2 separate regions of the Homo sapiens genome follow, and region 1 is linked to region 2. Evidence: read pairs that join two places in POLR2A ChIA-PET (ENCODE). Cell type or tissue: GM12878. All regions are shown on one strand. Each heading gives the region's core, and the rest is flanking DNA. Links, peaks and the distances in the headings are about the cores only.

Region 1 (16,941 bases), core at 4,680-12,679, 830 kb after region 2:
GGCCAACCTGAGCAACACAATGAAACCCCATTTCTGTATAAAAATTAAAAATTAGCTGGGCATGGTGGCATGCACCTGTGTAGTCCTAGCTACTCGGGAGGCTGAGGTGGGAGGATTGTTTGAGCTCAGGAGATGGAGACGGCAGTGAGCTGTCATCGCACCACTGCACTTCAGCCTGGGTGACAGAATGAAACCCTGTTTCAAATAAATAAATAAATAAATAAATAATTTTTAAAATAAGTAAAACAATTCTCAGTATATATGGCAGGCCATACACAAACGAGTAGAGTGAACCAGTTTTGGCCTATGGGCCACAGCCTGTTGACCCCTGAGCTAAATGTACTCTATATTATACACTGCCAGTTTGTTTGCTTTATATAGCATTGGCATCTAGCTGATAGTTCTTACATGTAAAGTATCTAATATAACAAAAGTCAACACTACTGTCTAGACAAATGAAAAAGGATTTCACTTGTGTAACTGCATAAGCCCATGTCATGTAGTACTGTTTACAAATTAAGCTAACTTTACTGCTTCTTACTTTTAGTACAGTTTCCATTAGACCAGGGAAGTTTCCTGTGATCTGTGTTTCACAAAGTATGACAGCAATTTAGCTTCATTGTTCTGTTGTTTTCAATCTGTGCAATAACCCTGTTTAAAGAGGTCAGAACCACTAGGGCACATTGCTATTTCCTCTGCAGCAGTGAAGTACAAGAAATTTTCCACAGCAAAATTGTGTTGCCTCTACTTCTAAAATAAAGCTTCACCGTTATCAATTCTCTTTAAGTCAAAACAAAACATGAAATTAATTGTCATCCAAAAAGTCACAGGCTTTGCTGCTGAACACAATGAGTGTTTTCTCAAATAGACATGGGGTTGGTCTCCTTCCCAGCCTCTGATTCAGGAATTTCCTCCTTCAGAAACTTCTAGGGCCCCATATCAAGTCCACTACATAGGATTCTCTGATGGGGATTGGAAGGTAGGAGAAGGAAAGGGAGTTCAAAAAAAATCTACTTTTCCTTCTTTCTTTCTTTTTTTTTTTTTTTTTTTTTTTTGAGATGGAGTCTCGCTCTGTCACCCAGGCTAGAGTGCAGTGGCGTGATCTCGGCTCACTGCAACTTCTGCCTCCTGAGTTCAGCCTCCCGAGTAGCTGGGACTACAGGTGCCTGCCACCACGCCCAGGTAATTTTTGTATTTTTTAGTAGAGATGGAGTTTTGTTATGTTAGCCAGGCTTGTCTCGATCTCCTTGCCTCAAGTGATCCACCTGCCTCACCCTCCCAAAGTGCTGGGATTATAGATGTAAGCCCCTGTGCCTGGCTAAAAATTTACATTCTTAACAAGCAGCCCAGGTCATCCTAATGTATTTAAGTTTGAGAACTGCTCCAGGACTTAATTTATAAAACATAAGATTAAAATAACCTTTATTTTTCTTATTTAATCAATACCACCAATAAGTAAATCTTGATCTCAATTAAGGAAAGACATTTAATATTGTTAAGAAGTCATATAACAAGAAAATAAAATAAGATCTAGTCCACTTACACAATTAAAATAATTTAAGTGGGAAAAAATTCATACAATGAACAGATACATAAAGTCAGTTTCTGCTTTAATATCCTTGAAACGGGTGGCAGACTCAAATTCTTAAATGGGTAAAGCTAGAGGATAAAATAAAATGCAAATTAAGCTACCGGTATTGTAAAAGCATGGCACCGTCCTAGTTATATGTCATAAACAAGACACATCTGCTGACTATAGACCCAAGCTACCGTTTTGTATTACCTGCCCTTGAACCACAGCTACTGAAGAAAGTCTACAGAAAGCACAGTCTTCTACCATGGTTTCTTCCAAATATGAATAATTTAAGTTATACTTGAACAGACTACTGGAAAGACACGCAATAAACCAATGAGCAGTTGCTTTTGCAAAGGAAAAGTAGGAAGACCAGGAAAGATGTTTTGTTCATTTATTTTTACTTATACCCTCGAATATTGCCTTAAAATGTTTACGTGTGTATTTTACTTCTAAAAAAACAATTAAAAAAATAAAGTACTAAACAAAATAATCTGAAAATATAAATGAGATAAGCCTATGCAACTAGGTTTATAGTAACTAGGAACTATAAGAAGCAGCAAAGGTCTAAACAGGTGAGTAGGTAAAGCAACCAGAGAATGTACAGATCAAAACTGCAATGTAGGCCGGGCACGGTGCTCACGTCTGTAATCCCAGGATTTTGGGAGGCTGAGGCGGACGGATCTCCTGAGGTCAGGAGTTCAAGACCAGCCTGGCCAACATGGTGAAACCCTGGCTCTAATAAAAATACAAAAATTAGCCCAGTGCAGTGGCGCGTGCCTGTAATCCCAGATCCTCAGGGGGGGGCGAGACAGGAGAATCACTGGAACCCGAGAAGCGGAGGTTACAGTGAGCTGAGATCGTGCCACTGTGCTCCAGCCTCGGCGACAGAGCAAGACTCCATCTCAAAAAAAAAAAAAAAAAAAAAAAACGCAGAGCGAGACTCCGACTCAAAAAAAAACTACAATGTAGTCCTTATGAAATTCTTATAAGACTGGCATAATGAAATATTATTAAGATATCTGTACAAATGGAAAACATAGCAAACTGTTTACCAGTATTCACAGGCTGAAAATAGGTACTTTCATTTTATATGTAACTTAGTAGAATAACCTTGTAGAAAGATTAGCCATAATGTTGGCCTGTATCATTTCTAGCACTCAAAAAAAATAAAGAATAATAAGCTCTGCAGGGGCTTCAGTCTTCCCAGAGTTGCAAGTATGCATTCAATCCCTTGGCACATAAAGAAGAAGGGTCAAAAGAGAGCAAAGAGGAGTGATGTTACCAAGATAACAGAATAGGAAATCTTGGACGACTCTTCCCACAGCAGACACAATCATTCAATAGCCACACATAAATCAATTCCCTTTGTGAGAAACCCAGAAACTACTTGAGAGGCTCCTGCTTACCAGGCAAGTATAACACCAGTTACATCGAAACCAGTAGGAAAAGCAGAACTGTTTCTTTGACATAATACCCATTCCCAGAACGATGCTATATGATCAGGAGAGAACTCTCAACTTTTAGTTTCTCCCCAAGGGGGAAAAAATTGGACCACACATCTAACACTCCAATTTTTCCAGGTGCTATCTGAGAAATTGGCTTCTAACTCACTTGAGTTAGAAGAGATGAGACCCAACATCTATTAGTCCCCTGTGTGCTACAAAGAACAAAGAGGAGATTCTAACGAGCACACAGGCACTCACCACAGCTTCTGCTCTTGGCTCAGCACAGAGAAATCAGGCAATAACCCCAACTCCCAGCTTCTCCCAGGGGAGGAAGAGTTGCACTAAGTGTCCAATGCCCCAACTTTACCAGGGACTGCCCAAAGGACTGGCTTTTTCTGTCTTGTCTGTATTGGAGCGCTAATGGAACCTAGCATACTCTAGTCACCTGGGGGCCAGTGAGAAAAAAACACACCGGTTTGATGTAGCATATTAGTCACCATAGTCCCTCTCCCTGGCACAGCACAGAGAAAAAAAGCAAAATAAAGAAGAAAAAAAAAGCCCCACGACCAAAACAAAACAAAATCCAGACCCCAACTTTTCTCTGGGGAGAGAAAGAATTGGACAAGACATCTAATGATCCAAATTCTCTGGTGACTGCCCAAGGAGCTGGCTTCCTTCCAAGATAAGTTTCACTCATCTTGGAACACCAATGGGACCTAGCATACTCTAGACACTTGGGGCCCCTAACAACAAAGAAACAAGGCTGGACTAGCATGAAGGTTTAAGGGGCCTCCAGAATCGCTGATCAGGCCAACTGGCGAGGGTTTCTCCTATACGAGGCCGGTCCATGAAAACTGAGAAAGGTGACTGTTTTGTCCAACGTGCAGATGTCAACACAGAGAGTAAAGGAAAATGAGTAAATGGGGAAATATGTTCAAAGCAAAGGAACAAGATAAATCTTCAGGAATTGACCTGAATGAAGCAGAGATACAATTTTCCTAACAGACATTTCAAAACAACTGTCATAAAGATGCTCGTTGAGGTGATGAGAACAATGCATGAATAAAGTGAGAATTTCAACAAAGAGAGGCAAACTCAGGCCTTTAAAAATTATTCAGGCAAAGGAGCAAAAAGAAAAAAGAATGGAAAGAAGTGATGAAAGATTAAGAGAACTGTGGGACACCAACATGTGGATTAATATATGCATGATGGGGTTTTCCGGAGAAGAAAAAGAGAAAGAACCAGAAAGTTTATAGAAAGAAATAATGGCTAAAAACTCCCAAATCTAGGGAGGAAAAATGGGCAACCAGATCCAGGAAGCTTGAAGGATTCTAAATAAGATGAACCTAAAGAAATCCACACTAAGACATATTATAATCAAATGTCAAAAGTCAAAGACAATGAATTTTCAAAGCAGCAAAATAAAAGCAACTCACAATATACAAGAGAAGCCCTATAAAACTATCAGCAGGTTTTTTTTTTAAAGCAGAACCCTTACAGAACATTAAACCCAACACAACATGTTTTTCTCAAGTATGCATGGAACATTCTCCAGGATAGATCACATATTAGATCACAGAACAAGTCTTAACATATTTAAAAAATTGGGATCATACCAAGTATTTTCTCCAACTACAATGGAATAACACTAGAAATCTATATTACAGGGAAAACTGAAAAATTTACAAATAATGTAGAAATTATGTAACACACTTTTGAACAACCAATGGGTCAAAGAAGAAATCAAAGGAGAAATTAGAAAATATCTTGAAACAAAATGAACGAACATGAAAATGGAATGCAGCAAAAGCAGCTCTAAGATGGAAGTTATAGTAATAAATGCCTACATTAAGAAAGAAGAACAATTTCAAATAAACAATTTAATTTTGCACCTTAAGGAACAGAAAAAGGAACAAACTAAATCCAAGTTTAGCAGAAAAAAGAAAAGATGCAAGAAGAAATGAAATAGAGAATGGAGAAACAATAGAATAAATCAATGAAACTAAGAGTTGGTTCTTCGAAAAGATAAACAAAATTGACATACTTTTAACTAGACCAAGAAAAAGAGAGAAAACTCAAATAAATAAAATCAGAAAGAGGAGACATTACAATTGATACTGCAGATATAAAAGGTTCTTAAGAGAATACTATGAATAATTATATGCCAACAAACTGAATAACCTACTAGAAATGGATAAATTCATAGAAACATACAATGTACCAAGACTGAATCTTAAATAAATAGAAAGTCCGAATAAATCTATAAACAGTAAGGAGATTGAATCAATAATTAAAATCCTCCCAAGAAAAAGACCAGGACCAGATGGCTTCACTGACAATTTCTTTACCAAAAATTTGAAGAACTAATGCCAATTCTTCTCAAACTCTTCCAAAAAACTGAAGACCAAGAGAATGCTTTCAAATGAATAAGGCTAGCATTACCCTAATATAAAAGCTACACAGATATCACAATAAAATATAATTTCAGGTTAATATTCCTGATGAAAATAGATGCAAAAATATTCAACAAAATACTAGCAAACCAAATTCAACAACACAATGAAAAGATTATACACCATGATCATGTGGGATTTATCCCTGGGGTGCAAGGATGGTTCAACACATGAAAATCAATTAATGTGATATATAGCATTAACAGAATGAGGGATAAAAATTACATGATCATTTCAATAGAAGCAGAAAGAGCATTTGATAAAATTCAACACCCTTTCATGATAAAAGCTCTCAACAAACTAGGAATACAGTCAGTCACGCATTGCTTAAAGACAGGGATACATTCCTAGAAATGTGTTGTTAGACAATTCCATCATTGTGCAAACATAATATGGTGTACTTAAGCAAACCTAGATGGTAAAGCCTACTGTGCACCTAGGCTATATAGTAAAGTCTATTGTACAAATCTGTACAGCATGTTATCCTATTCAATACTGTAAGCAATTGTAACACAGTGGTAATTGTATATTTATCCCTATCTATCTAAATATAGAAAATGTACAGTGAAAATATGATATAATACAGACCACTTATCATGATTGCAAGCCTGGAAGTTGCTCTGAGTAAGTCAGTGAGTGAGTGGTGAGTGAATGTGAAAATCTAGGACACTACTGTAAACTACTATAGACTTGATAAACACTGTACACTTAGGATACACTAAACTTACAAAAATGTATTTTTTTCAATAATCAATTAACCTTAGCTTACTGTAACTTTTCTACTTTAATAACTTTTAATTTTTTTAACTCTTTGACTCTCTTGTAATAACACTGAGTTTAAAACACAAACACATTGCACAGTTGTAAAAAATATTTTCTTTATATCTTTATTCTATAAGCTTTTGTTTTTTAATTTTTTGTTTTTACTTTTTAAATGTTTCTGTCAAAAACTAAGATACAAACTCACACATTAGCCCACACCTACATGGGGTCAAGATCATCAACATCACTGTCTTCTACCTCCACCTCTTGCCCTACTGAAAGGTCTTCAGGGGCAATAATATGCATAGAGCTGTCATCTTCTATGATAACAGTACCTTCTTCTGAAATACCTCCTGAAAAACCTGCCTGAGGCTGTTTTATAGTTAACATTTTTAAATAAGTAGTAGTACACTCTAAAATAATGTACAAAGTATAAGTATAGTATAAGCTTGGCACAGTGGCCAAGCACTTTGGAAGGCACTTTGGAAGGCCAAGGTGGGAGGATCGCCTGAGCCCAGGAGTTTGAGCCAGCCTGGGCAACATAGCAAGACCCCATCTCTTTTGAAAAGAGTATAGTATAGTAAATACATAAACCAGTAACAGTCATTTATTATCATTATCAAGTATGATGTAATGTACATAAATATGTGTACTATTTTATGACTGGCAGTGCAGTAGGTTTGTCTTCACCAGCATCACCACAAAAATATGAATAATGCATTGCACTATGACATTATAATTTCTATGACATCACTAGGTGATAGGATTTTTTTTTTTTTTTGAGACAAGAACTCGCTCTGTTACCCAGGATGGAGTGCAGTGGTGTGATCATAGCTTACTGCAACCTTGAACTCCTAGGCTCAAGGGATCCTTCTGCCTCAGTCTCTTGAGTAGCTGGGACTACTGGCACACCCCATTGTGCTTAGCTACTTTTTTTTTTTTTTTTTTTTGGTAGAGACAGGGTTTCACTTTGTTGCTCAGGCTGATCTTGAATTCCTTGGCTCAAGCAATCCTCCTTCCTTGGCCTTCTGAAGTGCTAGGATTGCAGATATAAGCAACCATGCCCAGCTGGTGATGGGAATTTCTCAACTCCATTATAATGTATGGGACCGCCATTATATATGCAGTCTGTTGTTGATTGAAATGTTGTTATGTGGCACATAGCTATAGAAAAAAAATACTTCAACATAATAAAGATTATATGAAAAGTCTACAGCTAACATCCTATTCAATGGTGAAAATTTTTCCACCTAAGATCAGTAACAAAGCAAGACTGTCCACTCTTCTAGCCTGAGCAATTAGGCAAGAAAAAAAAAAAAGGCAACCACATAGGAAAGAAAGAAGTAAACCTGTCCCTATTTTCAGAAGACATGATACTATCTACTGAAGCTCTAAATATACTGAAAGCTCTAAATAAATTTATTTAGAACTAATAAATGCAGTAAAATTGCAGGATACAAAATCAACATACAAAAATCAGTTGCATTTCTATGTACTAATAATTAACTATTCAATCTCATTTCTAAACATTGAAAATAATGAAATTCTTAGAAATAAATTTAACTAAGAAAGTGAAAGACTTGTATATGAAAACTATAAAATATTGGGAAAAGAAGTTAAGGAAGACGTATAAACAAATGGAAAGACACCTCATGTTCATGGACTGGAAGACTTAATATTGTTAAAATGTTCCTATTACCCAAAACAATCTATAGATTCAATGTAATCTTTATCAAAACCCCAATGACATTTATTACAGAAATAGAAAAAAAATTAAATTCATAACACCCCAGATAACCACGACAATCTTGAAAAAGAACAAAGCTGAAGACATCAAAGCTCCTGATTTCAAAATATATTAAAAATCTTCAGTAATTAAAACAGCATGTTACTGGCATAAAAACAGATGTATAGACCAATGAAAAAGAATAGGGAGCCCAGGCTGGGCACAGTGGCTCACACCTGTAATCCCAGCACTTTGAGAGGCCAAGGCAAGCTTGAGCTCAGTAGTTCAAGACCAGCCTGGACAACATGGCAAAATGCCATCTGTACAAAAATACAAAAATTAGCCAGTCATGGTGGCATGCAGTGCCTGTAGTCTCAACTACTTAGGAGGCTGAGGGGATTGCTTAAGCCTGGGAGGCAGAGGTGGCAGTGAGCTGAGATCACACCATCACACTCTAGCCTGGGTGACAGAGTGAGACCCTATCTCAGAAAAAAAAAAAGAATAGAGATCTCAGAAATAAATCAATAAATCCAAGCCTATATGGTCAACCGATCTTCAAAAAGGGTGCCAAGAAGAATACACAATGGGGAAATAATAGTTGCTCCAACAAATGATGTCAGAAAGTGGATATCCATATGCAGAAAAATGAACTTGAACTCTGATCTTATACCATACACAAAAATCAACTCAAAGTATATTAAAGATTTCAAAGTAAGACCTGAAACTATAAATCTTCTAGAAGGAAACATACGGGAAAATCTGCATGACATTGGTCTTGGCAATGATTTCATGAACATGATGCCAAAAGCCCAGGCAATAAAAGCAAAAATGGACATGTAGGACTATATCAAACCAAAAAGTTTCTGCACAGAAAAGGAAACAATCAATAAAATGAAAAGGCAACATATGAAATGGGGGAAAACACTTTCAAACCATGTATCTGATAGGAAGTTAATTTCGAAAATATATAAGGAACTTCTACAACTTGATAGCAAAAAATACAATAGTCTCATTAAAAAATGAGCTAATGACCTAAATAGATATTTCTTCAAAGAAGAAAGATATTGTGCATCTCTAAAGACATACAAATATCCAATAGGTGTATGAAAGATGCTCAATGTCACTAATCATCAGAAAAATGCATATCAAACCAAAATGAGGCTGGGCACAGTGGCTCACACCTGTAATCAGCACTTTGGGAGGCTGAGATGGGAGGATCACTTGAGCCCAGGAGTTTGAGGCCAGCCTGGGCAACATAGCAAGACCTCATCTCTAACATAATAACAATAATTAAAAATAAAAATTTAAAAATGAGATAGCACGTCACATCTGTTAGGATATCTAGTATCAAAAAAACCCCAAAAACAGGTGTTGATGAAGATATGCAGAAATTGGAACTCTTGTACACTGTTGGTAGAAAGGCAAAACGGCATAGCTGCTATGGAAAATGGCATGGAGGTTTCTCAAAAACGTAAAAATAAAAGTATATGATCCAGCAATTCCACTTTTGAGTATCCAAAAGGGTTGAAATCAGGATCTCAAAGAGATATTAGCACTCCCATGTTCACTGAAGCACTACTCATAAGAGCCAAGATGTGGTAACAATCTATTTCTCTTTAAAAGATAAATAGATTTTTAAGGTGGCATATACATACAATGGAATATTATTTGGCCTTAATAAAAGAGGAAAATCTTGCAACATGTGATAACATGGATGAAACTTGAAGACATACTAAGTGAAATAAGCTAGTCACAGACACGCTAATACTGTATGATTCCACTTATATGAGGTTATCTAAAATAGTTAAAATCATAGAAGCAAAGAATAGGATGGTGGATTCCAGGGGCTGGGTAAGGGGGAAATGTGGAATCGTTAATCAATGGATATGAAGTTTCAGTTTTATAAAATAAGTAAATTCTAGGGATCTGCTGTACAACATTATGCCTATAGATAATAATACTGCATTGTACACTGAAAAATCTGTTAAGAGGATAGATCTCATGTTATGCATTCTTAACAAAATTTAAAAAGCAGACAGCAAATGACATCTGCTATGGCCAGTATAAGAGCTCTGCTGTTCATGAATGCCAACCTTGCAAACTCTAATCTCTAAAACTCTGCATATGTCCCCTGCTGGATCTCTGCTGTCTACCTGCTACTTCTAGTCTTATTTGATCCACAGATTCCCATCTAACTTTTCAGGAAGGCTGTCTTCTAAATAGGCCAAATCACCTCTATCCCACTTGACAGTTTCCTGATCTTGGCCCTGGCCCTTCTTTGTCTGCTGCCACCTGCACTAAGACAAGACAATGTTCTTGCCTCATTAGAGTGTGATTCAGAGAGCCACTTCCTCGTCCACTTAACAGTCACTAATATGACTCACTGCTCTGTGATATTGTTTAGGCTCAGTTTACATGACCATGGTGGCCCAACTCAGGCAGTTTGATGAAACCCTAGAGATGGGGCCCTGGGCTCCCTTAATAGCAAGGCCTGCTGTCACATACCTCACCTCAAGACTAACATAATCCTAATCCTATTTAACCACATCTCTCCTTTTTCAATTTTCCCTCAAAACAGCCTCAGGTGGTCCTGAGAATATGTACCCCTACCTACCACATCTATTCTTAATCAGGCCTCTGAGAAACTAACAGCCCTATTTTGCCTAGGTAGGCCTAGCTGATCATAGCTTCACACATTTGGGGATTGAGATGTTGTCTATATGACTAAAAAATATTTTAAATGTTTTAAAATATTTTAAACATCAAAAGCAGAAAGCTCTTAGTGGCTGAATATTTCATTGATGTCATTTCTAATTCTCAATGGAATGAGCAAATCGAGGAATTTCACTTTAGAAAAGGTTCAGTTCACCCTGGCTAGTCAAATTCCCTTTTGACACCAGATTTGATATCCAGTTTATCAAGACAAATTTAGATAAGAAGATAGAAACTGAGAAGTGTTAGTTAACTTTCTAGGACAAAATAACTCAGCAGAAAAATGACAGGTCCTGGATTTGGAAAACAGTCTCTTTGCTAAAGATCTGCCTCAGGGAATGAGGGAGAAGCTGAAGAAACAATGCACCTTGAGTTGCAGGAAGTAGTGATCTATCTTCCTACAACCATGGCATTTGGGGCTGGAATTAACAGTAGAAATCATCAGATCTAGTCATTTCATTTTACAAATGAGGAAACTGAGGCCCAGAAAAGTCAGTCAACTTACCCAGAGTCAAATAGCTATTTTTAATAACTTGAAGAAAAAGAAAAACAATAAACCAGTAAAAATGACATAAAATTTGAGAACTTTAGGGATATAAAACAGCCTCGGAGGAGGGAGAAGAAAGAGAGGAATTGCAGGGCAGTGAAGAGTGTGCGCCTTGGAGTTAGCTCTCTGATTCTAACTAACTATGCCACTTCTTAGCATTGTATCCTTGGGTACTCAACTTCTTTTAAAAAAAAATTATTATTAAATAGAGATGAGGTCTCACTATGTTGCCCAGGCTGGTCTCAAACTCCTGAGCTCAAGGGATGCTCTAGCCTCCACCTCCCAAAGTGCTAGGATTACAGGCATAAGCTACCACATCCAGCCTCAACTTCTCTTTATTACTACCTTTATTAAATTGTGTGAAGGCCAAGTGTCCTAACACAGAAGTACAACATTATAATAAAGTTGATAATAAAAGAATTATAACAATAACTTAAAACCACCCATTGTATGCCACATATCAAACAGCTATTTTTTGAATGCTACCTGTACATTCTCACAGTAATACTATCAGGTGGGAAGTCACCATTTCACAGATGAAGAGACTGGGTCACTAAAAGGTGAAGGAAAGTTGTCTGAGACCTCACAGCTAGCAAGTAGTAGAGTCAGGTTGTAGGCAGTTTGATTCCAGAACTGGAAATAGATCCTGGACTTGATATCGGCTGAAGTGGTGGGAGGTGCTGGATCTGTCTAAGCCCACCAGGCTCCTTCAGGATCCGGTTCTCGCTATATTCTCCTTGCTAAGGCCCAGAACCTGGGTCTGACAAACATCACTTTCAAGGCAGTACACATGAATAGATTTCCATAGGACAGAAGTTACATTCAAATATAAAGCAAATCAAAATAAACAAACAAAAGGCTGAACATCCCACCAAAATAAAGGTAGGAGAAGCCAGCAAGCGTGAAAATATACTTCCGAATGAAAGTAGAAACCATGTGGTAAAGTCAGAGAGGATCTAGGCTAAGACAAACCACCAGCGTTAAAAGTCAGAAAGAAAGTTGCATCCTCTAGAGATTGACTAACTAGGTGTCTTTATCATTTGCATGCCACTAGTTACAGAAGACTTACTCAGTTTATTGATATTTGGCATTAAAGTATCCCATGTGTATAAATATTCAGCTCTAAATCCATCCATAGAAAACAAGATAACTGGTGGCAGGTCAAACCTGAAAATGGAAAACAAAATTTGTCCATTGTTTTGGATAGCTACATTTACCTCAAAAGCATTGCAATCCTTTTTTAGACCTGTGTTTAAGGTAAAATAATTGGGTAACTTTTGGGCCATAGCCAGACACTGTCATTTTTTATTTTTTTAATTTCTTTTTTTTTTTTTTTGAGACACAGTTTTACTCTGTCACCCAAGCTGGACTGCAGTGGAGCAATCTCAGCTCACTGCCACCTCCACCTCCTGGGTTCAAGTGATTCTCATGCCTCAGCCTCAGAGTAGCTGGGATTACAGTCGTACACCACCACAACCGGATAAATTTTAGTAGAGACAGGGTTTTACCACGTTGGCCAGGCTGGTCTCCCACTCCTGACCTCAAGTGATCCGCCCGCCTTGGCCTCCAAAGTGCTGGGATTACAGGTGTGAGTCACCACGCCTGGCCTAAAATTTTACTTCTGTTATACACACACACATTTCACAGAAGCATAGTTTGATAAATTTTCACTAACTGAACTCCCTGTGTAGTCATCACCCAGATGAAGAAACAGAATATTATCAGGATGCTTGTGCTTCCTGTGGTCACTAAATTCTCCAAACCACACCCCACCAAGGATGATCAGTATCTTGATTTCCAACAGCATAGATTAGCTTTGTCTATTTTTGTACTTACATTTATATGCAAATAAAATCATACAGTGTGCATTTTGTTGAGTCTCAATTCTTTTACTCGACATTATGTTTGAGATTCCTCCATATTGTTGCAAGTAATTATGGATCATTCATTCCCATAGCTATCTAATATTCCAGTGAATGAATAAACCAGAACTTATTCTACTGTCCATAGGCACTTGAGTACTTTCCAATTTGGAAAGTTATTAGGTTTCCGACCTAAGACAGCCTGTGGTTTAACTCCATTTACATAAAATTCTAAAACAGGAATGTATGATGATAGAAATCAGAACAGTGATTGTCTTTGGGAAGTAAGCAATGGGAAGGGACATGAGCTATCTTTCTGGGATGGTGGAAATATTCTATATTGGTAAGTTACATAGCTTAGTGAATTTCCAAATTGCATCATACTATACACTTAAGATAGGACCATTTCATACCATAGTTCATCCTATAGTATGAACTATAGGATACCTCAATTTAAAAATAAAAATGGAAAACTGGGACCGTTTGAACTGCAGTGTACAGAAAATTCATGAAGAAATTAAAGTGGCCTACTGCAATTCGCATGAGAAAATACTTCTTTTTTTCATAAAGTCATTAACATAACTCTGATTAAAAACTTTATATTCATAAATATGCCATTAAAATAACTTGGAAGAGATTAAAGACAGGGTCACTTGTCTCTGGGATCAAGAGTGGAATCCAAACATCCAATGCACCCCTTTTTTAATGGCCAGCTTGCCTGTCCAAGCTAACTAGAGAGTGCATTTTACATTCTGCTGACATGAACATTCTTGTAGCTAAAACACCCTTAATTATTTCCTAAAGATAAATTCATAAAGATCACATTTCCTGGTCTTACAACAAACTTTTTTTTTTTTTTTTGAGACGGAGTCTTGCTTTGTTGCCCAGGCTGGAGTGCAGTGGCCTGATCTCTGCTCACTGTAAGCTCCGCCTCCCAGGTTCACACCATTCTCCTGCGTCAACCTCCCGAGTAGCTGGGACTACAGGCACCTGCCACCACACCCGGCTAATTTTTTGTATTTTTAGTAGAGACGGGGTTTCACCGTGTTAGCCAGGATGGTCTCAATCTCCTGACTTCGTGATCTGCCTGCCTCAGCCTCCCAAAGTGCTGGGATTACAGGCGTGAGCCACCATGCCCGGCCTACGACAAACTTTCAAAGGAGACCAAAATATTGCCACAATTCTTTCCCAACAGTAGATATTAACTTATACAGTACTTTCATAAACAAGACAGGTAGCTAGGACTTTATATACACAAATCATGATGTATTGACTATTTCATGGAGTAAAAGTTGTATCTTTTTTCATTTTTATTTCTCCGATTGCTAAAAAACTTGAACATTGCATCCATATTATTTTTACTGCCTGTGATGAAGCTTGAGTAAGAGCTCACTACATGCCAAGAACTGTCATCTCAGATCTATTATTTCACCAGGATCAGGTAGTTTACCCAAGGTGTCCCCCGCCAGTAGGGGCAGAGCTAGGCTATTGGCTCACATCTGTCTGGTTTAAGAGTCTAAGCTCCTTACTATACTATGATCACTAGCAAAATAGTAAGGCAAACAGGCAAAGAGAACACTAGCATAAATGTCTGGCAAGAGGATTTTATGTAATGTCTTCAGCCACTAAAATTTTTAGCAGCACTTATTATTCATAGTGAGCAGAATCATCATTGTCCATTTTCCATGCAGGGATGGAAGGTATAGGCAGGAATGACTTCAATGGAATAAAGAGAATGAGGGGATTGTAAGAAATGGTCAGTGTCCTTCTGACCACCACCACCACCCCTTTCCTCACCAGGTTCCTTTCTAGTCTTGCCTTGCATCAAGATTGACAAATCAGTCCTGTAATTTCTCTGGGATGCTGCTCCAGCTCTCAAATCCTCAGGTGGACAGTGATTTGCCAGTTTGGAGAAGGCCATTCTAACTAATCATTTGGGCTTAGTCATCTAGGTTTGTTGAGACTCTTTACAAAGACTTTACTGGAAACCTTCCTTCTCACCTAATGTCTCTCTCCTCCCGGTTATCAACAGGTGAGGGAGTCTTGGTGCCTCAAACAATTCTTCCCCTTATTCAGCCCCTTACCCGTTCTTCTGATGAATTGCACAGCATCACGGGCTCAGCCTATGACTTGAGGGAGTGTTATGCCACAGAGACTCTGGGTCCTTACTGCCTGGGTTTGCTTCCTGCTTCCAGCAACCACTAGGAATGCAGCACTGGGCAAGTGATTTCACAGCTTTTGCCTCCATTTCATTCTTTGTAAAATGAGGATGGAGATAATAGAGCCAAAGGGTTTTTATAAGGACTAACATGTAAGATGACTATTGTGTAAAGTACAAATTGGTAAATAATAAGAACTATATGAATGTTAGCTGGTATTAGTATGCTTTTCAGAGATGAATTGACTGTGTAATTTGAACCATGAGAAGAGGCCATGGGCACACCTTAATAGATTCAAGTACCAGGTTCATCTAATAAAGCAAGTGACTATAGAAAAATTTCACTAGAAAAATATTAACGATTTCTTGAGTACCTACTATGTACCATACACTAGAACTAAAATTAACCTACTGTTTGATAGCTCACCAAGCATATTCCCTCGCTTTAGGTCATTTAATTCTCACATGAAATCGTCTGACCCTGGCATTGTTATTATTTCAGTTTCATAGAGGAAGCTCAGAGAAGTGACTAGCGCAAAAGACCTACAGGCAAAATCAGGACTCAAACTCCTCTCATTTTATTCTAATCCTTTACTCTTCCACCCACAAGGTGCAAAGAGAGCAGCTGAATCTGAGCTACAAACCAAAGCAGCATGGGAAAAAAACAGGCACATTATTTATACTCATTTTTAAAATGAAATAACACTATTTAAAAATGCCTCCACTGGGCCAGACACAGCAGGTCTTGCCTGTAATCCCAGCACTTTGGGAGGCCAAGATGGCAGGATCACTTGAGCCCAGAAGTTCGAGACCAGCCTGGGCAACATGGAAAAACACTGTCTCTACAAAAAATAAATGAATTAGCTGAGAATGGTGGCACATGCTTATAGTCCCACCTACTTGAGAGGCTGAGGTGAGGGAATTGTTTGAGGCTAGGAGGTAGCAGCTGCTATGAGTCATGATCACGCCACTGCACTCCAACCTGGGCAACAGAATGAGACCTTGTCTTGAAACAAAAAATGCCTCCACTGGCCAGCACAGTAGTTCATGCCTGTTATCCCACCATTTTGGGAAGCCAAGGCAGGAGGATCAGTTGAGTTCAGGAGTTCGAGTCCAGTCTGGGCAACATAGTGAGCCCCTGTCTGTACAAAAAAAATACAAAAAAATGTTTAGCTGCATGTGGTGGCCCATGCCTGTAGTCTCAAATACTTACGAGGCCGAGATGGGAGGATAGCTTGAGCCCAGGAATTTGAGGCTGCAGTGAGCTATGATCGTGCCACTGCTGCACTCCAGCCTGGTGACAGAGTGAGACCCTATCTCGTAATAATAATAATAATAATAATAATAATAATAATAATAAAACTTAAATTTAAAAACTGCCTCTACCAATTCCTCCTAAAGCCAGGTATTCCTTTCTTTTTCATCCACCCTTCCACCATTCTCCCATTACTTGGCCCAGAAAAGTGTGAAGGGCAGAGGGGTGGATGGAGAAATGGGGAATCCATGCTGGCTTGAAGTGATGCACATTTCCAGGCCCTGGCAGTCAGCGGAGCAGCCCTGATAAACATGTGGAAAAGATGCATGGGAGGGGTGGGGTAGGAGTGTCACCTCACGTGTTCATCACCTATGCCCCCTGACAAAGCTCTCCTCATTCACCCTTCAAGGACCTCCTTTCATTTCAAGGCCTGCACAAACCTCTT
Region 2 (16,941 bases), core at 3,482-11,481:
TCCTCTAACAACAGGTTTTAAAGGGCTCGAACTCTTTAGAATGAATGCAAGAGAATTATATTTGAGATAACACTTACTGCATTTTTCTATAGGAAGTCAGGGCCAGGCACATAATACATTATTTCATTAAATAAAATAAAGATTTAAAAGGATAATGGATTCTTATATCTGCTTTAAAGCTATCTGGTTCTAGATGAGATGATGAGACCTGATGACTCAGTCTCATAGGTTTGGAACCAGGTAGCACTACCAAGGGCTTAAGGAACATAAAGTTTATTAAAAATAAAATCTGACTGGATATGGATTAGGTTAATCTTATGATGGGCAAGTATGTGGTACCTTATTAAGGAGCAAGAGGAACTAAGGAGAGGACGTTTTAATCTATTGAGGAAGGTATTTTAGAAAATCAGACCTGCATTCCCCACATATTCTTTTTTTTTTTTAGAGACAGCCTCACTCTGTCGCCCAGGCTGGAGTGCAGTGGTACGATCTTGGCTCACTGCAAGCTCCGCCTCCCAGGTTCACACCATTCTCCTGCCTCAGCCTCCCCAGTAGCTGGGACTACAGGCGCCCGCCACCACGCCCGGCTAATTTTTTGTATTTTTAGTAGAGACGGGGTTTCACCGTGTTAGCCAGGATGGTCTCGATCTCCTGACTTCGTGATCCTCCCGCCTCAGCCTCCTAAAGTGCTGGGATTACAGGCGTGAGCCACCGCGCCCGGCCAAATTATTCTTTGCTATACTTGTCAGAGATAGATTACCAGTAGACTGATGCAGTGTGGCACTTCATTCGGAAGTATTCATCGTCAGGATATGTATTAAAAAAATCATTATAGCAGATTTGAGTGGATAGGTTTTTATTTTTTTATTTTTTTTTACTTTTTTTTGTTTGTAAATTATGGTTAATCAGATACCTTGGGTGATTCTAGTCTTGCTCTCAGGGTTTGGCCCTCGGGGCATTACCTGAACTCTTTCATCCTTCGGAGTATGTTAATATAGTTTTATTCTTCAGCCTAGTTCCTTACAAGGCTATTCTTTTTAACAGAATGTTAACACATTGCAGAAATAGTGTTTTCAAATGACCATACTCTGTTTCTTTATCTAATCATTAACTCCTCAACAGCTGTTCCTCTACCTGAATTATTTAAATGAGATGCTAGTGTGTTTTAGGAGCAAAGAGAATAAAACTAGACTCTAAAAAGGTGCTGCTGTGCACAGTGGTATAAAATAACCCTTATTCTGATTTGGGGTGATTTCTGGGTTTTTTACCTATTTCTGGAAGAACAAGGAAGTGCACAGTGCCAGGCACCACGTTGTCCACAGCAGGGACTGTAGGAATGGTACATTGAGAACTGCTGCAGTTTGTCACAGGCCACCGGCGTTGGCTCTGCTTTGCTCCTCTGGCATCAGATCTGTTCTGATGGTGGCCACAGAAGAGCCTCTTTCCTTTTCTTTTTTTTTTTTAATGGCTCCCTTGCTGCTGGTTAGAAATAGCACTGGTCTGCCCCAAGTGTATCTGGCTACCTGTGCAAAAATTAAGGAAGTTTATAATTCTAATTACATATGTGGAAAATTAGGACCTTTATGCAAGAAAGGAGGCCAAGAGGCCTTTCTCCAAAGAAGAGGATAAGCATCCTGTGTTGGGAAAGCTAAACAGTGTTAGGAATTGAGGATGAGGAATGACTGTCCTGTACTGAGATTGTAGAAGTAGCAAGCAGTAGGTAGTATGAAAGATACATGGATTGAAGATTGTGTGTGAACATGAACTGGAAGGAGAAAAGAGTTGACTTAAATCAGGCCATGTTCCCTAAGAAAGAGATCAGTTGATCCAGAGGATGAGAAGTGACAGATTGGGCCAGAGTTGAATATTTATGGCAGGTTGGTAGCTAAGTGTGCGAGTACATCCGGGGCAGTATTGGATCATGTGAAGGTCTGGCTATGATACTCCACAGTCTATGTGAAGAGCTGTTAAGAAGACTGGGACTGTTGGCAGGGCATGGTGGCTCACACCTGTAATCCCAGCACTTTGGGAGGCCGAGGCAGGCAGATCACGGGAGGTCAGGAGTTCGAGACCAGCCTGACCAACATGGAGAAACCCTGTCTCTACTAAAAATACAAAATTAGCTGGGCCTGTTGTGGCATATGCCTGTAATCCCAGCTACTTGGGAGGCAGAGGCAGGGGAATCGCTTGAACCTGGGAGGCGGAGGTTGCAGTGATCACGCCATTGAACTCCAGCCTGGGCAACAAGAGCAAAACTCCATTTCAAAAAAAAAAAAAAGACAGGGACTGTTCATGCAGGTGAAGGTACAGTCACCATCTGCAGATGTTTGAATCACTGTCATATGTGAAACAGAAGCCATATGTCCTGCATGAACATAGGGGCCTCCACAAATGTACGGAAGCTACAGGTAGTCAGATTTCACCTTGAGAAGGAGGAAGGGCTTTTGAATAATCCAAGTTGTTAAGGTAGAATTGCCTCCCTCAGGAGGAATGAGATTCCTTATCAGTGACCAGAAAAAGGATGGTCAGATATTTCTCAGACTTATTAATAAGAATTTTAAACATAGGAATAATGGTTCAGACTAAGAGGGTTTTAATTTTGATATTCTATTGTGATTCATTCAACAAATAATTTTTGGGATACATAGTACTTGCTAGATACTGTTCCAAACTGTAGGAATGTAGCAGTAAACAATCTATAAGGTCCTGCTCTCATTGTAGTTTACAGTGTAGTAAGGAGAAATAATGAGCAACTTAACTTTCTGTAAAGAAAATATAGTGAAAGTGAGGTGAGAGCAAGTGACTGGGGAAGCTACCTTTACTTTAGATGGTCTTTGAATGAGGATGAGGAGGGACTGGTAGTGAGAAGATTCAGAGAAAGGGCATTTCAGACAGAAGGAATAACTAGCATTAAAAATTCAAAAGCAGACCTGGGCTTGAAATACTCAGAAAATAGGGAAAAGGGAAAAAGCTAGTGTGGCTGAAGCACAGCATCTGGGGCAAGAGTGCCAGGAGATGAAACCAGAGGGGTCTGGCGGGTCAGCTGGGGCCTTGCAGGTGGTTCAGGAAGTTTAGATTTCATTTTAAGAGGCAGTGGAAATCACTGGAGGCATTTAAGCAGAGGAGAGACATAATCAGATCTACACTGTGAAAAAATTACTTTGGCTGCTGCTTAGAAAATAGACATTGAGGGAATAGCAGGGAGGTATGCTGGTCATCACAGAGGTCTGGGGAGAGCTCGGATGCTGGCTTGCACCAGGGTGATGGCAGTGGGGATGGAGAGAAGCAATGAGTGTGTTTTGGAGGTAGAGCCAGCGGGACTTGCTGATGCATGTGGGTAGGGATGGTAGAGGAAGGAAGGAGTTAAAGATGACTCCATAGTTTTTGCATTGAGCAACCGACTAGGTGGTGGCAAGTGTGTACTGAAACGGGAGGGACTACAGTTCAGGACAAGTAGGGGAGAGTTTTGTTTTGACTAAGTATATTTTGAGATATCATTTAGATATCTAAGTGGAGATATCAAACATCTACTTTAGATACAGGAATTTGGAAGTCAGAGTGTCCTCAGAGTATAAATGGTATTTAAAACCATAGGTGTAAAGTAATCACGTAAGAGTGAGGAAAGAGAAGAGGCCTGGAACATTAAAAAATGTGGAAATCAGGAAGGTAGCATGAAGAATCTAAGGAGTGACCTGTGAGGTAAGATAAAAATCAAGATGTGGTAGATTTCTAGAAATTAAAGAATGTTTCAAGAATGAGTGAGGCATTATCTCTCCCTAATGCTGCTGAGAGACTAAGATAAAAGCAGATAATTGGATTTGGTAAACTGGTGACTTTGAAAAGAACATTCTCATAGCCATATTGCAAGTGTAGATGGAGGAAGGGAAGGAGAAGCACCCACTCTTTCCATTTTAAAGAGACTTTCCAGATTTTCTCCTCATCTCTGCTTATGTCATTGATCAGGTGGCTACACCTAGCTGCCAGAGAGGCTGAAAACATCTTAGCAGGATTTCAGTGTGCTCACTAAAATTGGGGATTATTCTATTTGAGAAAGAAGGATGAGAGAATCAATATTTAGTAGGCAACTAGCAGACTCTGCTATGAAAGTAGAAAGAGGATCAAAGAAAGGGTTCCATTTTACACTGCAACAGAGAAATTCTGGTAAGCGTATAATTGCAAAGGAAATGTTTTGAAAGTGAGGGCATGGGAATGGACCACTAGCAAGTTCACATTTCATCCACCGTATAGAGGTGAGGCTACGTGTGGTACAGATGGAAACATGGTGGGCAAACATGGGAGATTTCCTGTTTGAGTGGGTCTGTTCTTAAATGAAATGGGAAGCAAGGTCATCAGATAGAGAATGGGCGGGAAAGAAGGGGGTTTAGCAAATGTGTTGAGTATACATTTAAGATTTGGGGCCATGAATTTAGTGAAACCAGTCATCACTGTACTTTTTCTAATTCTGAGATTCAATGTCTAAATGAAGGGGAGTTTAGATTAGATAAAGTATTGTTAAAAATCTAACTACTGTCAAGTATGTGTACTGATAAGGGCTATGCAGAAATCACGTGGAAGTGAAAGGCAGAAGTGTGAAATTTCAGTTCACTTTTTTCCCCATTTGGTAATGCTAATAATACTGGGTGCGATTGAATAAAATGATACTTTGCACCACATTTAGGTTCTCTTCACACTACATTTGCAACTTTTGAAATTGTGTCAGTACAATTATCTGATTTTACAAAAGAAACCTAAAGAGAAGATGCTGTAAGTAAGGTAACCTGTAATTAGAATATGAGCATCTGTTAAACTAAAGCTAAAGTCTTCTTGAGTGTTGCAGTGGGAAAGTTTATTTTCACATTAGTTTTGATGAAATAAACACTTATAAAATATTAAGTTTTATGGTTTAGTTTATACCCCCAAAAAAGGAAAATGGCAGTCAAAAATATTTTTAAACCATTTTTTTGGTTTAAGACCATCTGCAGTCTTTTGAATTTGTTTCACCAGTAAAGCATTTAAACCATATTATAATGATATAATTTATATTAAGCATAAAATATTTAAATATTGTAAATGCTTACATGTAAAATAAATTAGAAATTTAATTATATTAAAATAATAAAACTGGTAAATAGTTATAACAAACTATGACTTTATTACAGGCTCTGTAGACAGTTTAAAATGATTAAGAAAATATTTGTATCCTATGAGAGAAAGCGTTGACTCCGTAACAGTCAACAAGGCCCTTGTGCCACCCATGCTCCATCTTTTACCCATGGCATAGACAGTATTCTCTGTTGCTGGCCTAGCATGCCATCCAGTCTTTTTCAACCCAAGGCTCCAGGCAACCATTCCCAGTAGACTGGAGTTGGCAGGCAAACAAAATCGTTTGTTATCACAGGTCTAGAAGATCACCATGCCTCTTAGAAAGGCTTAGATTTAGTTTTCAAACTTTGGATTGAGATGTTCAAAAGTGACATTTTTATTAGCAACATCTATGCCTGTTTACCTTCTATCATTTCTCCATATTTTCTGTCAGACATACTCCTAGCTGTGATGTATAGTATAAGGATAAGCAAGCCTTTGTGGGTTTATAAGTATAAGGTACCTATCATATAGGTAAACCAGAGTAGGCATTTTCACAAGGGCCATTCATCCTTGCCCAAACACAAACAACATAGAAAAATGTCTTGAGAACACACAGAGAAACTCATGTTTTTAAAAGCAGCAGAATCAATATATCAAAATACATCACATAAGTAAACACAGGCTTGCTTTTTCAGACTTTTTAAAAATGGAAGTATAATGTATACATTGAGTACTAGACAAATTATTTGTGTATAGCTGAATGAATTTTCTATTGTATTACCACAAATGTCAAGAAATAGAACATTCCTTAGTCCCCTAAAACCTTCTTGTGCTTACACCCCTTCATGCCCTTCGGAGATAACCAGTGTCCTGACTTTGTTAACATCATTGATTAATTTTCCTTTTTTTAATCTAATAGAATCAATAATCAAATAGAATTATTTTATGTTGGGCTTCTTTCATTATGTTTGTGGGATTCATCCATGCAGCTGCAGGTCATTTGTTTTCGTTACTGTATAGTATTCCATATTTAAACATACTACAATTTATTTATTCTTTCTACTGGTTGTAGTGTTTCCAGTTTTTGATTTTGTTTTTATTTTTTGCTAGGATGAACAATGCTTCCCAGAACATTCTTATATGTTCTTTTGGTGCATGTATGTGAAGGAATTGGGTTACTGGCTCATAGGATATGTTTATGTTCAGCTTTTGTGGATAACAGCTAAACAGTGTCCTAAAGTGGTTGTACCAGATATGAGTACAGCCAGTGTATCAGAGTTTGTGCTGCTCAAAGTCCTTGTCAACATTTGATGTTTACAGCTTTTTATTCATTTTAGTCATAGGTTTCTCATGATTTACTTTGCAATTCTCTGATTAGAATCAGAGTTTTTAGAGTGTAGCTGAGCTAAAGAAATCAATGAGATAATCGGAAACATTTCTAATCAAGCAAGCTGTATGTGATTGCATGTACATTTCCTGAAATCAGATCCAAATAGCGGTGTGACCTTGAGTAAGCTCTCGAACCTTCCAAGACATGGTTTTCTCATGTGTATTTTCTGTGGGCTAGGTTATGGTCTCTTCAAACTTTAACAGGCAATAATTCTAACCAAAGTTTTTTAAGAGTCCCGAAACTCTTCTAACAGGTACAAGATTATTCTATGTTTTGTTAAGAGGCTGATTGCCATATCTGAATCCATAATGCATGCTCATAAAATCCCATAATTGAAGAAGCCATCACACTCAAGACTAGCTAGAGTTCCACCAAGGCTTATGTATTATTTTTAAGTGTTAGGAGATGGGAAAGCTGGGGCACAGAGGTTTGTATCCTGTCAGAATTAACAAAATTTTGTATTGAAGGAAATTGGTGAATAGAAATGAGAATAGCTATGAAACACAGTCCTTGAGATAAAAATTTCCCTAACTCCTAAATAACATAGTAAGCCTTTCCACTAGTGCTAATGTGAATTCTCGCATTTGAGTATTTTTTTTTAAAATAATAACCTGAAAGAGGAAGATGTAGTGTGGCTAAAGTTGGAAAGTGAATAAAACAGATATATTGGAAACATAAAATCTACTCATCAGAATTTATGAGTATAGAAGTTTCTGCTAAAATATGCATCATGTATCACATGGGCTTGTGGATGTGTGTTTTTTCCAGAAAATTTGGAAAGACAGAACCTTCTAGGGGCACATAAAGTATGAACGTAAGCTTTTAAGTGCTAAGAGAAGGTGACTGAAAAATATTTTTGTTGAATCTTCACTTGTTTCATTTTTAATCATCTCTCCTACAGATTAAAGGTATTAGTTCAGCATAGACTTTAGTTTAAAATCGAAACAGATGTTTTTGGTTTCTCTGTGTTATAATTAGCTTCCTATGCTGCAAGTATACTTTTCAAAATTGTTTATTAAGAATTGGTGCATGGCTCCTGTCCCCATAAGGTTCTTTGAGATGAAATTAAAAGTCTATGTAAAAGTGTGAGCCCTTTTGTTACTTTTAGAATGATCACAGTTCTTTTAATTAGTTAGGGTCTGGTGAAGGGGACACTTGTTTTTGCATTTTAACACATGACTGCACAAAAGGGAAGCTAATATTATCACTTTTTTTTTTGGTGCCAGGGCAAATATTTTTTTAAAAAAGGAGCTCCAGTCCTGAGAAATTAATGAATTTACTGGAACCATATATTTACTCAGGAATTAAGAATGTTTCCTTTTTTTCTGGGGTAATCTGTTGGTGGGATGGGAAGGCAGTTTATTAAAGGAAAAAGAGTTGAAAAATTGTTGCTTCCCTCCTCCTAAAATGCTGTTTGAAATATTTATGTCTAAGATTGCACATCTGAAAATGTGGTTGGATGGTTTTTTCCCCCACTTAGAGGAGAAAAACTTCAGTAGTTTTTATTTCATTGTGATTTTCTTCATGCCTAAGGTGCTAACATAAAACAGAGATAGATGTGAAAGTTGCTATCTTGTCCAAGGAAATTTTAACAGAGTGTGACAACTTTTCTTCTCTTCAGTGACTTTTCCTTTATGACTGAACATGGTGTTTATGGCCGGATATGAGTGAATTCTTTGTTTTATGAACTAAATCTTTAAGATGTGGCTCCAAGATGCTTCAAGGAGCTTTATCCCTCACTCTCCTATCTGTGAACCATACATATGCTTCTGCCCTGAACATGAACTTTCTTACCCTTGGTTCCAACCCCAAACCATAGTAATGGGTGTCTTCACTCCCTCTGTTTAATCTAAGTGTAAATCTTAGTGGTTCTACCGGTCAGATCTGTCTGTGTCTCTCCATCTCTGCCATTACCACATATGCTCAAGCTGCTGCTATTTCTTTGGATGACTGCAGTCTCCAAATTGTTCTCCTCACTTCCATTCCTGCCTCTTTCCGTCTTCTCCAAATAGTTGCCAAGGTAAACCTGTAAAACTGTAAATCAGATCATGTCATCCTATAGCTTGAAAGGCAACAGTTAAATTCTGTGGCTTTTATAATCAGATATAAATCCCCACCATGCCCCACAATATCCTCAAGATCTGATCCCTGCCCCCACTTGTCAACTACCACTCTCTCCCATGGTGCTGCTCTGCTGCTCCACATTCCACCAGGTAGATCTTCTTTCTGCTTAGTGAACAGTCAGCTCATCCTCACCTCAGGGCCTTTGCACTTGCTCCTCTTCTGCTTCAGACATCTTCCCAGATCTACATGTAACTGGTTTCTTTCTGGCATTCAGGTCTTAGGGCCCAAAGCTCACTTGTTTAGCAATGTCTTCCCTGCCTTATCATTTTGCTTCCTCCAGTCATTCTTTTTCTCATTAACCTGTTTTGTTTTTATATTGCCTTTTATCAGTAAATTAAAGTACTATTATTGTTTACTTATTTTTTTACTTTCCTACTAAAACCTTGGCCCCCAGAGATAAAGGGCTCATGTCTTGGCTACAGAAGTATTTACACATAATTTTATTCGTTCATTTTTTAATGAAATTGAGATCACACTATACAGGTTTTTTGGTGCTTACTTTTTTTTTCTCTTGTTATTGGTTGCTTACTTTTTTATGTGGTTATGCCATTAAATGATTTTAATTAATCCTTCATTAACAGACATTTTATCCTAAGTGTATATGTTTAAAAACCTGAGAACCTAACCATTTGTGGTGCCTCCACAAATGAATCCTCTGAGTTCTCTGTAGATAAAGTGTCATGGTGACCATGTGATAAAAATCCTCATGTGTATGTTTTGATACTACATTTATTTAAGAATTTCTATAATAATGACTAGTTATTTTCCAACATGATCTATGCTCAGTAATTGTATGACAGGGTAGTTTCTCTTTGATTACACATATTCATGGTTAGTTGTGTAGTGGCTACTCAACTGCCCTGTGAGGCTGTCCCTCTGTACATTTTGGTTGATTTGGTGCTGAAGTAGGAATCGAACAGTATAAGTTAAGCTTGGCATTTAGTTTTGGTTTCCTGTAGTGATTTTGGCAATTATGGTCCTCATCTCTTTGATCCCTTTTTGTTGTTTTCACCAATTACTGAACAATGTTTTTATTAAACAGTGTATTAGTCCATTCTCACATTGCTAATAAAGACATACCTGAGACTGGGTAGCTTATAAAGAAAAAGAGGTGTAATGGATCACATTTCCACATGGCTGGGGAGGCCTCACAATCATGGCGGAAGACGAAGGAAAAGCATGGGGACTTCTTACATGGCCATGGGCAAGAGAGGACTTGTGCAGGGGAGCTCCCCTTTATAAATCCATCAGATCTCATGAGACTTATTCACTATCATGAGAACAGCACAGGAATGACCACCCTCATGATCCAATTATCTCCCACTGGGTCCCTCTCACAACATGTGGGAGTTGTGGGAGCTACAATTCAAGATGTGGTTTGGGTGGGGACACAGCCAAACCATATCAAACAGTGATTGCCCTTTATACTTAATCCAAACTTTTTTTCTTAAAGCAATTGTTAATTGGTGTGCCTATTAGTTGCTTAGGAAAAAACTAGAAGTCATACAAGATATTATTCTGCAAGTCTTGGTACATTTATTTTCCTACTCTTCTTTCTCATTATAGTATCATTATCATTATCATTATTTGAAGTTACGTATTAATGATATTGAGTATGGCCACCTACTTCTTTAAGATAGTTTGCCTTTTATTCCATATAAAGTCAAAGAAAATGCCCACAGACATCACCAAGATACTGTCCTAGTCTGTGGACTGTTCTCCTGCTTGGGAGCATGGAAACCTTCAACAGATATCCAGCCAAGGCCTGCTTATTTGTGAATACCCAGTACACTGCCTTGCTGCTGGGCATGGGAGGAGAGTGGGGCAGGGTGGCCCAAGTACACCCAGTGATTTTAGTTGTATGGTATTTCCTATATACCCTGCTTTGTTCAATAATCTCTTTCTGGAAGATATGTAAGCTAGTATTTTAAAACTATTTTTAATTAACTGTTTACTTTGTGCCTTGTATTAGGTATCTTTTATTCCTTTTTTTGTGCATTGTTTTTGATCTTCCAGTCACCCTGGTCAGGTGAGAAAATTTAGGTTTGGAGTGGTTGTCACTTGCTCAAGTTTGTACAACTGTTAAGTGGCAAAGCTGGTATTTGAGCCCAGGAGAGTCTGGTTCATATAACATGGTGTATTTGGATCATGCTGTATATTGTACCAGGGTGTTACTTGTGCATTTATGTTCATTCCCTGTGTGAGTATTTATTAAACACCTGTGATGTGCTAGGGACTGTCTGGATGCTGAAGCTATGTCAGCGAATAAAATAAAAATACCTGCCTTTATGGAGTGAACCTTTAATGAGAGAAGACAGACATAAAATAAATAAGTAAATTATGTCATATGTTAGAAGGAGATGTTAAGTGTTACAAAAAGAAACAATGACAAAAACATACCGGCATGTGCTGGAGAGGGGTTTGCATTTGATAAATAGGGTGCACGGGGAGTTGGGATGGACCATACTGAGGAGTTCCTCGTTGAGCACATATTTGAAGGAAGGAAGGGAATGTGTCCCACAGTATCTAGGGAAAGAGTATTTTAGATGGGGAAATAGCATGTCCATGGGCCCTCAGAGTTAAGCACCCCTGGCCATTAGAGGAATGGAGAGGAGGGAAGAGAGAGAGTTGGTACCAGGTCAGGTAGGGCCTTGCAGGCTGGTGTAAGGACTTTTACTCTGGGTGGAGCAAGGGTTATGAGGAGAGGAGTGCAGTGCTGGTGCAGAGGCAGTGCAATGTTGGACTCAACCAGAATTTTAGATTTTGTCAAGTGGTTAAGAAGGGAGAGAGGGGCTTAAGATATATGCAAGAGTCTGGATATGGACTGACTCCAGAGTTTAAGTTGGTTAGGGAGTGGGTGACGACATTGGAGGTGAGGAAATGTGGCAGAGTGGCAGGATCAATGGATGGCAGGTTGGAGTTGGGGCCAGGGGAGTGAGCTGGACATGCAGGAGGTGATTTCTAAGTAGATTGCCTGAAACCAAGATTATGGAAGAGTGACAGTTCCTGGTAATGAGAAGGTGTTTGATGGGATCTTGGAGTGTGTGGCTGAGGGAGGGTGGAGGACAGAATCATTTCAGTAGGAGACGTGTGCAAAGAATGGAGGCCAGCAGGATGGTGGAAGGATCGTCAGCCTGTGTATTGAAATCACAAAAAAATTAAGATAGGAGTCATGTTGGACAGAATGGCAGCGAGCCAGAAACTACAACCAATGAAGAGTGAGGGGCGGCCCAAGGAACCTAAAATGACTAAACCTGCAGTGGGTGGTGATCATGAGGCCTGATGTGTTCTGCGTCTGTCTGTTATTGTGCTTCTTGTCATGGGGTCTTTATTTTTGAATTTGTCCTTCTTTTCTGAGTTCCTTCAGTCTCTAGTTAGTCAGTGCATGCATGTTATCTGGCCATCTCTTAAGAGTTCTTTTGTGATCTTCCTTTAAACTGTGATTACTTCATTGAGTTTTTTTTTTTTCTTTTAATCCTGTGGGTATTTTGGGGTATAATTTTTACCATATTCACTTTGTGGCAACATGTTCTCCTGCTGTGAGTTCTTTTAGGGAGTTTTACTGTTCTTTTCCACATTTTAAAATAGTCTTTTGTGTGGTTACTCTCCCCATTTTTTTTTGTTTTTCAATGGAATGAGTTTGATTTTCCTGGCAGGAGATTCCTGTGGAGGGAGAGGGAAGTGCCCATTTCTCTGCTCAAGGGCTCTATTCTCTCTGCTGTGCTGTGCTGTGCTGTGCTGTGCTGTGCTGTGCTGTGCTGTGCTGTGCTGTGCTGCACTGAGGGACTGTTTCTTTCCTCCTCTGCCTCTCAGCCCCTAGCCTGGTGTAGGAGGGCTTCCCGCTCCATCCCTGATGTCATCCCAATCACTTCATCGGCCCCAAGATGCACAGACACCTCTTTCCAAGGTGTTCCCCACCTGGTTTTTGAGTAGGGTCGGCAGCCCATGGCCTCCTGAATCTGTTCCGTGTCTCCTTTTCCCACCTTCTCCAGCAGAGTCCCCGGTGCTTCTCAGCCCTGCTTCTGCCCATTCTCACTCTGGGTGGGATCAGCTCTTCTGATGATTTGCTGGTGACAGTGTGGAGCTCTGCAACCCCGGTTATTCTCCGCCCCACCCATACGGCTTCCTGCTCAGGACCTGCTATTTTCTGTTGCTTTTGGCCGTATGTACACGTTTTTGAGAATTTGGTCATATTTACACATTTTGTGTTAATTTCTCTGAAAATGTAATTTTTATGGGTTTTCTACCTGCTCCCCCATTCTATAATATGCCTTGAGGAGGGAAGAAGGAGGAATATTCAGAAACATGCTTCTACCGTGTTTCTATAAGAAGCAGAAATCGATTTTCAGTGTTTTAGAAACAGCTGCCAGCATGTGTTGGCAGTTAGAACTGATCAGAAATGACTGAAGTAAAAGGTTTGGGAATCACTGCCTGTAAACTAGAGGGGAACTCGTGACAACAATTCAGCTGCTTTTGGAGCAGTAGGAGAATTATTGGGCCCTCGAGTGGATGACAGGAAGGAAGCTCATCATGATGGGCAAAAGATGTGTCAGCGGGGTTGGGGAATTGCAAGGCGCAAGGCCTCACCACTGCCCAGTCCTTTCCTGTTTGCTTCTTACACAAATCACATTGTTATGGAACCGTTGTTGCTTCTGATTCCAGACTACCTCAGAGCAGGTAAACTGAGCAGATCCATGTGAAAAATGTTAGGATGAATAAATTTGCTAAAAGACCCAGCTTGTAATGTTCCAGCCATCTAGAAGTCCAAATTATTGTTTACATACAATTTTAGATGACTTGTTTTTGTACTTTATTTTTAAGAACTGTGCCCTCAGATTTAACCCTTTATTAATCTACAATAGCTTTAAAATGCCCCCAAATTTCCACTGATTTGACCTTTATGCCTTTCTACCTTTAAAGTATCCGGGAAGAGAACCAATGACAAAGTGAAAATTAAGTGTGTTGTAAATTTGAGATTGCTTTGTGGAAGCGGGCTATGCCTTCAGATATTCTGTGCTGGGAAGGGGAGCACAGGAAGCCAGTGTAGTTGGGCCTTGCGGGTGGATGCTCTCCATTGAGCTTCCAGCCTCGAGACTCATCCTTTAGAAGATCCTTCTCCATCTCCCTTCCCACACTTTCTCGTCTCTGCAGTTTGGATCAGTGCTTTTGCTCACAAAGAAGACAAGTGTTCTCTTCAGGTCATAAGACAGAGCATGAGATATACTAGTGCTAGAGGGGAAAAGCCAGAATTATTTTAGTAGCCATCCTTCACATTCTCCAGGAAGTTTTTCTACTTGTGATACACTTTTTAGAATTTTAATACACTTTTCTTGGTTTTTCTTGAAAAATAGATAGACATGGGTATTTCTAATGATACATTTTTCTCTACACATTGTACCCTATAACGAACCTGGATCCTAACTCTAATTGTACAAGACTTATTAGTAATAACATCTTGTACTTTTATTCTTACAAAGATCTATGCCATTTCTAAAATGTTTACATATATATCATCCTTTTTTTTTTTTTTTTTTTTTTTTTAAGACAGAGTCCCACTCTGTTGCCCAGGCTGGAGTGCAGTGGCACAATCTTGGCTCACTGCAACCTCTTCCTCTGGGTTCAAGCTATTCTTGTGCTTCAGCCTCTCGAGTAGCTTGGACTACAGGGGTGTGCCACCATACTTGGCTAATTTTTGTATCTTTAGAAGAGATGGGTTTTCGCCATGTTGGCCAGGTTGGTCTCGAACTCCTGGCCTCAAGTGATCTGCTTACCTTGGCCTCCCAAAGTGCTGGGATTACAGGCACGAGCCACTGCGCCTGGCCTATATCACTTTGTTTAACACTCCAAACCACCCTCTAACAAAGCTAGAGGGTTTGATAGACGAGGAAAGATTGGAGTCTAAAACAGAGTTTGTTTCTTTCAATATTTAGATTTTTTTTCTAGTCCTGTTTTAAATATGTCACTTATATGCAACTGCTAGATACATGTCACTGGCACATAGTAGCTGACTCCTCCCTCCCAATTACGGGCTATAACTATCTTTTGTCAATTGATATTTATCATCTCTACAATTCTTATAATTATATCATAGATTATTAAGTATTAGCACTCAAGTATGGTTCACATTAGATAGTCAAGAAATGTAAATAAGAAGCTGAACACTTAAAAAAAACTGAGAACTCCCTCATAAGACAGTTTTAAAATACATGGAGCAAACACTGACAAAACTGCAAGGAAAATAGACAAAGCCACAATTATGGCTTTCGGTACCCTTCTCTGAATAATTGATAAAACAAGTAGATACAAAATCAGGATACAGAAGATTCAAAGTACTAATCACCTTGATGGTGACAGCCACTTATAGAACAGTCTATTCAACAACAGCAGAACACACGTTTTTCTCAAGTGCACCCAGAACATTTATTAAGATAGACTCTATTCCTGTCATTAATCAAGAGTTTCAACAAACTTTAAAAGATTCAAGTCATACAAGATAATATTCCTTGACTACAGTGAAATTAAATTAGAACTCAGTAACAGAAAGATCCCTGGAAAATCCCCTAATGTTTGAAAACCAAACACATTTCAAATAAGCTATGGATCAAAGAGAAAGCCAAAAAGAGGAATTGGAAAATATTCTGAACTGAACGTAAATGAAAGCATCACATATCAGAATTTGTTGGATGGTATTAACTCAGTACTTAAGGGAGCACTAAACACCTGTATTAGAAAAGAAGACAGGTCTCAAATCATGACGTCAGTTTTCACCCTAAGAAATTTAGAAAAAACAACCGAAATTGCAAAGTCAGCAGAACAAAGGAAATACAAATCATAGTGGAAATCGAAGGGAGAAAAAAAATCAATGAAACCAAAAGCTATTTCTTTGAGATCAATAGAACTGATAAACATCTAACCAGACTGAACATGAAAAAAATAGAAGAAACAAATTACTAATATCAGGAATGAGAGAGATGATATATTATAAATTCTACATATTTTATATGTAAAAATCTATACATATTTACATATATTCTGTACATTACAGAATCTATCATATATTTAAAGGTTTTTTCCTTTGAAATGGTTTTTATTTTATTTATTTCACTTTAAGCTCTGGGATACATGTGCAGAACGTGCAGGGTTGTTACATAGGTATACATGTGCCATGGTGGTTTGCTGCACCTACTAACCCATCATCTAGGTTTTAAGTCCCACATGCATTAGGTATTTGTCCTAATGCTCTCCCTCCCCTGCCCCTCATCCCCTGACAGGCCCTGGTGTGTGATGTTCCCCTCCCTGTGTCCATGTGTTCTCATTGTTCAACTCCCACTTATGAGTGAGAACATGCAGTATTTGCTTTTCTGTTCCTGTGTTAGTTTGCTGAAAGTGATGGTTTCCAGCTTCATCCATATCCCTGCAAAGGACATGAACTCATTTTTTTTATGGCTGCAATTAAGAGAGTATTATAAACAACTTTATGACAATAAAGTTGACATCTTAGATGAAATGGATAAATTCCTTGATAGACACAAATTATCAAAGTTCACTCAAAAAGAAGTCAGTAACCTGCCTAGCTCTATATCAAGAAATTGAAATTACAACTTAAAACCTTCTCACAAAGAACCAGACTCAAATATCTTCACTAATGTAATCTATCAAATATTTAACTAATTGTACACAAACTGTTCCAAAAAATTGAAGAATTCGTTTTAGCAGGTCAGCATAATCCTTATATTGAAACCAGATAAAGACAGTAAAAGAAGAGAACACTACTAGGCTGGGTGCAGTGGTTCATGCCTGTAATCCCAGCACTTTGGGAGGCTGAGGCTGGCGAATCACCTGATGTCGGGAGTTCAAGACAAGCCTGGCCAATATGGTGAAACTCTGTCTCTACTAAAAGTACAAAAAATTAGCTGGGCATGGTGGCGGGCACCTGTAATCCCAGCTACTTGGGAGACTGAGGCAGGAGAATCGCTTGAACTGGCAGCAGGAGGTTCCAGTAAGCTGAGGTCACGCCACTGCACTCCAGGCTGGGCATGACAGAGCAAGACTCTGTCTCAAAAAAAAAAAAAAAAAACCCAGAAAAAAACACTACACATCCATTTCATCTCATGACATAAATGCAGAAAATTTAAACAAAATTTAACTAATCAAATCACCAATATTTTAAAAGGATGTAACAAGTGGAGTATATCCCAGGAATTCAGGGTTGGTTTAATACTGAAAGAGCAATAAATATTGTTCATTATGTTAACAAACTTAAAAAGAAAACCTATATAATCATCTCAATAGATGCAGAAAAAGCATTTGACAAATTCTACTTCCATTCCTAACAAAAATTC

Evidence for each region. ChIA-PET counts read pairs that join two places held together with the same protein. Peaks named below come from ENCODE experiments on the same cell type or tissue, not always from the same donor. Only the 100,000 strongest peaks of a DNase experiment are listed, where the experiment ranks them.
Region 1: POLR2A ChIA-PET joins it to region 2 with 8 read pairs; 2 of 35 experiments call an interaction of 5 or more read pairs at or near these places.

The regions. Positions count from the first base shown.
Region 1 is chr6:131,653,770-131,670,710 of GRCh38, reverse strand. ENPP3 (ectonucleotide pyrophosphatase/phosphodiesterase 3) reads right to left here. Exons shown (of 25, transcript NM_005021.5): 6 at 12,291-12,388. Among named protein-coding and RNA genes, the nearest start is that of ENPP3, 25 kb to the right of the region's middle. In GM12878, for the core only: no CTCF peak of the experiment used is centred there; no DNase peak of the experiment used is centred there; H3K27me3 peaks cover 125 bases.
Region 2 is chr6:132,486,400-132,503,340 of GRCh38, reverse strand. All of the region lies in intron 2 of STX7 (syntaxin 7), which reads left to right. Among named protein-coding and RNA genes, the nearest start is that of STX7, 18 kb to the left of the region's middle. RefSeq lists enhancers at 4,042-4,251, 12,365-12,604. In GM12878, for the core only: no CTCF peak of the experiment used is centred there; DNase peaks (open chromatin) are centred at 4,470, 7,610 and 8,120; H3K4me3 peaks cover 4,047 bases; H3K27ac peaks cover 6,645 bases.